Linked DNA regions of Mus musculus: region 1 is linked to region 2. Evidence: chromatin loops called from intact Hi-C (ENCODE). Cell type or tissue: gastrocnemius. All regions are shown on one strand. Each heading gives the region's core, and the rest is flanking DNA. Links, peaks and the distances in the headings are about the cores only. Region 1 has its middle 2.5 kb from the start of Rrp12. Region 2 holds the start of Frat2 (frequently rearranged in advanced T cell lymphomas 2).

Evidence for each region. A loop is a pair of places that touch in the nucleus more often than their neighbours do. Peaks named below come from ENCODE experiments on the same cell type or tissue, not always from the same donor. Only the 100,000 strongest peaks of a DNase experiment are listed, where the experiment ranks them.
Region 1: it touches region 2 in a loop (2.2-fold over the local background); 4 of 42 quality-filtered maps call a loop at or near these places.

Annotation. Positions count from the first base shown.
Region 1 is chr19:41,897,221-41,900,136 of GRCm38, forward strand. No RefSeq gene overlaps it. Among named protein-coding and RNA genes, the nearest start is that of Rrp12, 2.5 kb to the left of the region's middle. In gastrocnemius, for the core only: a CTCF peak has its summit at 1,794 (motif pointing right); a DNase peak (open chromatin) is centred at 1,832.
Region 2 is chr19:41,845,290-41,848,205 of GRCm38, forward strand. Frat2 (frequently rearranged in advanced T cell lymphomas 2) reads right to left here and starts at 2,843. Exons shown (of 1, transcript NM_177603.3): 1 at 683-2,843. The coding sequence starts at 2,622. The coding sequence ends at 1,927. In gastrocnemius, for the core only: CTCF peaks have their summits at 1,249 and 2,134; DNase peaks (open chromatin) are centred at 1,250 and 2,143; H3K4me3 peaks cover 2,500 bases; H3K27ac peaks cover 2,500 bases.

The sequences.
Region 1 (2,916 bases), core at 300-2,799, 52 kb after region 2:
TTACGAGCAGTTATGAGCTGTCTGAGGGTGCTAGGAGAAACCTGTCTCAGGTCTTCTGCAAGAGCTGTGTGTGAGTACACTATCACTGTCTTCAGACACACCAGAAGAAGGCATCCGATCCCATTACAGATGGTTGTGAGCCACCATGTGGTTGCTGGGAATTGAACTCAGGACCTCTGGAAGAGCAGTCATTGCTCTTAACCACTGAGCCATCTCTCCAGCCCTAGCATGAACTCTTCACTGTTGTTAATTCATCTCTCCAGCCCCTGCTCCCTGTTTGTATTTTGAGGTCTCGTGTGACCTATGTTGGCCTTAAACTCACAGCAATTCTTCTGCCTCTGCTTCGTGAGTGATGGGATTGCAGGCATGAGCCCTAACATCTAGCTTGGTCTAGTAGTATCTAATAAAACATATGTCCACTCTACCCAGCAATTCATTCCTATATATACACCCAACAGAGACGATTACTTACTTGCTAAAAAAGAGATAGTTGAGAACTAGAAGTGACCAAACACCCATCAACAGAATAGGTCAGATTCACTGTGATATAATGATATGTAATGGAATATTTTATCATTTTTAAACAGCAGCTTCTGCATAGTATACACAGAGATCTGCTATGTGCGTGTATGATTCAAATTAAATGGAAGACTCCAGACATAAAAGAATGTAGCCAGGCAGTGGTGGCGCACGCCTTTAATCCCAGCACTGGGGATGCAGAGGCAGGTGGATTTCTGAGTTCAAGGCCAGCCTGGTCTACAGAGTGAGTTCCAGGACAGCCAGGGCTATACAGAGAAACCCTGTCTCAAAAAAACAAAAAAACAAAAAAAAATGTGTATTGTATGATTCTATTAATTAAAAAAACAAAAGGACCCCAGTATTGGAATCTGGTACCAGCTGAGAGTAAGCACAGTAGATGTAGTTATAGTCTAATATCTTAGGGGTTTACATAGATGTATTCACCAAGTAATGGTTGTGTATTATATACTTACCTGAATGTATCTTAAAAAATAGAGGGGCTGAAGAGATGGCTCAATGGCCCAGCATCATACTCTGGTTTGCTTCTTTTCTATTTATTTATTTATTTATTTATTTATTTATTTATTGCAGAGGGAAGGGATGGGATAATCAAGCCCTTGCCATGTAACACATTCTTCTTTTGGATTCATGGCAATCCTCCTGCCTCTGTGTATGTGAAGGGCTTGAATTACAGGTGTACACTTCAATGTTCGGCTCATATATATTTTACCCTCTATACAATACTAAACCCACTGAGCTATCATTTGGAGTCAATATGAAAATGGCTGTCCGTTAAGTGACTTTTCTCACTGCTGGGACAAAATGCCCAACAAAGCTATTTAAAGAAGGAAGAATTTGTTTTGGCTTACAGTTTGAGGGAACAGTCCATTGTGGTAAGGAAGACAAGGTGCTAGGTGTGTTGAGCACATTGTGCCTGCATTCAGGAAGCAGGGACAGACAGACAGACAGACAGACAGAGGCTGATGGTACTCGCTTTCTTCTTATCCAGTCTTAGCCCATTGAATGTTGCTGTCCACATATTCAGGGTGGGTGTGCCCCTTCAGTTAAACATTTCTGGAAATGGCATTAGGCACACCACACACACACACACACACACACACACACACACACACACACACACACACACACTACAACCAGAAATTTGTCTTCTAGGTGAGTATAAATCCTATCAAGTTAACAATTAAAATTAACATGGAAAATTCCAAAAAAACAGGTCACGGTACTTGGCATGAGCATAGAGTCACATTGTCACCACAAGAGGGAGCATTTCAAGCAACCTGGGCTATACCCATATGGAAAGGCTGAAATGTTGGCTAGAGTAGAATTTTGCAGGCCCACTCTTCTTGCTCTTTGGTGAACAACACAAACCTCCTCACCTCCAAACTGTGTGCACAAGAAGCACGCCTCTGCCCCTCACTGCAGGGATCACATCTTGGTGAAGTACCAACTTCCCTACCCGTGAATTCTATAACTGGCTTCCGTCAGGAAGATCTATCAAGTCCAGGATTCCTCACACCACATAAGCCACGAGACACCACCCATAGGATATCACTACTCTTAAACCGTTTGAACCAGGACTCCTGTCACCACTTGCTGTGTGACCTTGAGCAAGTCACTTTATTCTCTGTAATAGCTATTCTTGGCTGTCAACTTGACTACCTCTGGAATGAACTAAAACCCAAATGGTTAAAGCACACCTGTGAGGGATTTTCTTCTTAGAAAACAAATTAGAAGTGGGAAGATTCACTTCTAATCTAGATCTTTGTTTTGGTTTTGGTTTTGGTTTGGCTTTTGGGTTGTTTGGTTTGGGGGGTTTTATTTTGTTTTGCCTATTGTTTGTTTGTTTGTTTGTTTTCTGTATTTTTAAGGCAGGGTTTCCCTGCATAGTTCTGGCTGTTCTTGAACTCATTCTGTAGACCAGGCTGGCCTCGAACTCACAGAGCTCTGCCTGTTCTTGCCTTCTGAGTACTCGGATTAAAAATGTGCACCAGCACCACTGGGCCCCCATTGTGGATCCTTGAGGTTAGAAGACACGCCATTAATCCAGATCTTTTAAGAAGATCCAGCTTGGATCTTGGCCACGCCTTCTTCTGGCAGCCTATATAGAGGATGTGGACGGAGGAAGCTTGCTCCCTCTTCCCTGCTAGCCAGTCCAGTCCTTCACTGGCTTCAGAACCTACATCCTTGGGATTCTGGTGTAAACTGAAGACCAGCTGAGACATCCAGCTGCATGCGAACTCAACTACTGGATCCTTGGACCTTCCACTGTTAGATAGCCATCGTTGGACTGGCTGAGACACAGCCAGTAACCCATTCTAATAATCCCCCATATATGTTATACGTATTTGTGTATATTTATTATACATTTATTAGTCA
Region 2 (2,916 bases), core at 208-2,707:
ATTCTTAGAATGTTCCCCTCCCTGCACAGCGCCTCCTTGTCCTCAAGTTCTCAAAGCATTCCCCGCCAAGCCAGACTACCCAAATTTGATGTCTAGGGCCTAAGTAGAAGGGGAGAAGCTGCCACAATCGCCATCTGATTTTCATAGGCTTTCCTAATGCATATGTGAACCCTCCATACACTGAACAAATCAATGTGTAAATGTATCAAATGCAGATAGCTGGGTGAAGTGAACACCGTTCATCCTGTAACCCCAGCAACTCAGGAAGCAGAGATAGGGAAAAATCTCTGAGTATGAGGCTAGCCTGATTGACCTACACATAGTGAGCTCTAGGCCACTGAGAACCTATCTCAGAATGTGTGTAAAAGAAAATACAAGTCGGGCATAGTGGCGCATGCCTTTAATCCCAGCACTCGGGAGGCAGAGACAGGTGAATTTCTGAGTTTGAGGCCAGCCTGGTCTACAAAGTGAGTTCCAGGACAGCCAGGGCTACACAGAGAAACCCTGTCTCAAAAAAAAAAAAAAAAAGAAAGAAAGAAAATACAGCCAGAGATACTCAAACATACCGCCTCCAGGAGTTAACTAAAGCATAGCGCTAGCCCCAGCCCCCCAGTTACCCCAAGTACAGATACCTCACATAGGTCTTCTTCCCCCTCTTAACTCCAAACAAAAACAAAGACCATTTTTTCAAAACAAAAACCAAATTTATTCAGCAGACATTTTAATTATGAATCCTATAAATCAGGACCACCACAATTTCAGACACTCCGTTGCGAAGTGTACATCAACAGCCACATCTGGAGGATGACCGAGCCATTGAATCATAAAAAAAAAAAAGTTTAGCTACCTTAAAGTTTGGGATGGCACCTGAGGTGCCCCTCGGGGTTCACAAGAGGAAAAGCCAGCATTTTCTCCTCTGGGAGTCACATTTTAAAAAAGTTTCAGTCACTCACCAAGAACTGACAGGTTTAGCAGGAGAGGCGCCCTCCAACTCTGCAGAGGGTCAAAAGAGCAGAAAAGTGTGCCCACTGCTTTCCCCCCTACACACACACACACACACACACACACACACACACCACAAACACAATGGCCGCAGGGAGATCAGGAGGTTGCTTATGACCATTTCTGAGAAAGCTGGAGCTATGGCCAAAGAGTGGCCTAGCAGAAGTAGTTCTGGAAAAGCAAAGCACAGAAACCGCAAATAACTCTTCCTACAAGGATGGCCATGTCGGCCGTGTCCTCGGGAGACTCCACGCGGTGGCAAAGGGACACTCCGGTCTGTGCTTGGCTCCAGAAAAAGACACTGGGGTGAGCGCTCCCAAGAATCCCACAACACTCCACTCTACCAACCTGACCTTGAGTTCAAGTTGGCAAGGTCGAATCAATTGCATGTCCCCATTTAAACTCATCTCTCCCCACCTTCAAGAATTCACCAACCAGGTCCCCAACCTTCATAATCACAAATTAAGCAGGGGAAAGCAAGCGTTGTCAACCCACCAACATAAATCTGCCAACTTATGTTCTTCACCCTAGAACCGCTCTGCTCTGCAATTGTAGCACCATATTCAGAAAGCTTCTGTACCCGAAAATAACGAGATCATATCTACTATTGGTTTTTCAAGTATTGTTAGAAGCCCTCCCGATTCCCGCCCCTGCGAGCCACATCTATAAACAATCCAAGCACACGATAAGGGCTAAGTCAGGTCCAAGTGGATTAAGTAGCTGCCACAGTTCAACCGGTAGATCCCAGGTCCTCGGCTGCTGGTGCTACTCAGTAGAGTCCGTTTTCTCTAACAGCCTCTCGCGGCCGGTAACTTTGAGGCTGTAGCCCGAGGGATGGACGACAGCTCCTGCTCCGCACAGTCCCGGGCAAGACACTGTTGGATCAGCGTAGCGGCGTCCTCTTCCTCCTCCAGGGATCCCCTGTCAGAGCCAGGCGCCCGAGGGCTGCAGAGTGACTGAGTCCGGTCCGCTTCGGCCACCCCCGGACCCCGGAGCGCTCGCGGGGCTCGTGGCCGCAACCGCGGCGACCGCTCGCTGGAGTCTGCGCACCGCCTCCTTGATGAGGTTTCCGGAGAGCACGAGCTGCTGCAGGAGCCGGTGCGGGTCGTCGTCGGCCGCGCGCGCTCCGCCTGCTGTCCACCGCCGCTGCTGGATTCGGTGAGAAGCCACGGAGCCGGGGAGCCACCCTCGCCGCCCCGGCCCGGGAAGCGCGCTGGCACCCGGGGCGATCTCCGCAACGCAGTAGGGCGCCGATCGGCCCCGCACACGCCCGCGCTCCCCCAGCACGCAGCGCACGGCCCCCGGAGGCGCAGGGTCCCCGGTCTCTGCTGACCCCGTCGGCCGCAGCAGCCGCCTCGCTGGGGTCCCGGTCTTGTCCGCCGACAGCGCCGCCAGGACCCGCGGAGGCGCGGGTGGGGGACCCGGGGCGGCACACGGCGAGGCCGGGCGATCGTGCGCCGTGTCCAGCTGCAGCGTCTCGCCGATCTGGACGATGAGCCGATCCACGTCGGTCGAGCCGCCCAGAGTCACCGACTGCTGCAGCAGGAGGAAGCTGTCGTCGTCCTCCTCCCCCTCTGCCTCGTCGCCGGCTTCCTCCTCCTCCTCTCTCCGGCAAGGCATGGCCCCCCGCCCGGGCCCCCGCGGCTGTGCGGGCGTCGCTGGCAGCTCGGTTGGCCGCGGGCTCGGCGAGCCGCGGCTGGGGCGGGAGCGCGGCGGAGGCCCAAGCCGGGCCAGGAGGGGGCCGAGCCTGGGGATGCGGAAGCCGGGACCACCGGGCAGAGGTACCGCGCGCCTTAGAGCCGCGGGAGCCGGAACGCTGCCGGCTTGGGTTGATTTGTAAACAATGGGTGACGTCGCGCGGCTCCTACCACCGCGCGCGACCGTGGGGGGAGACGTTCGCTAGAAGACTTAGGG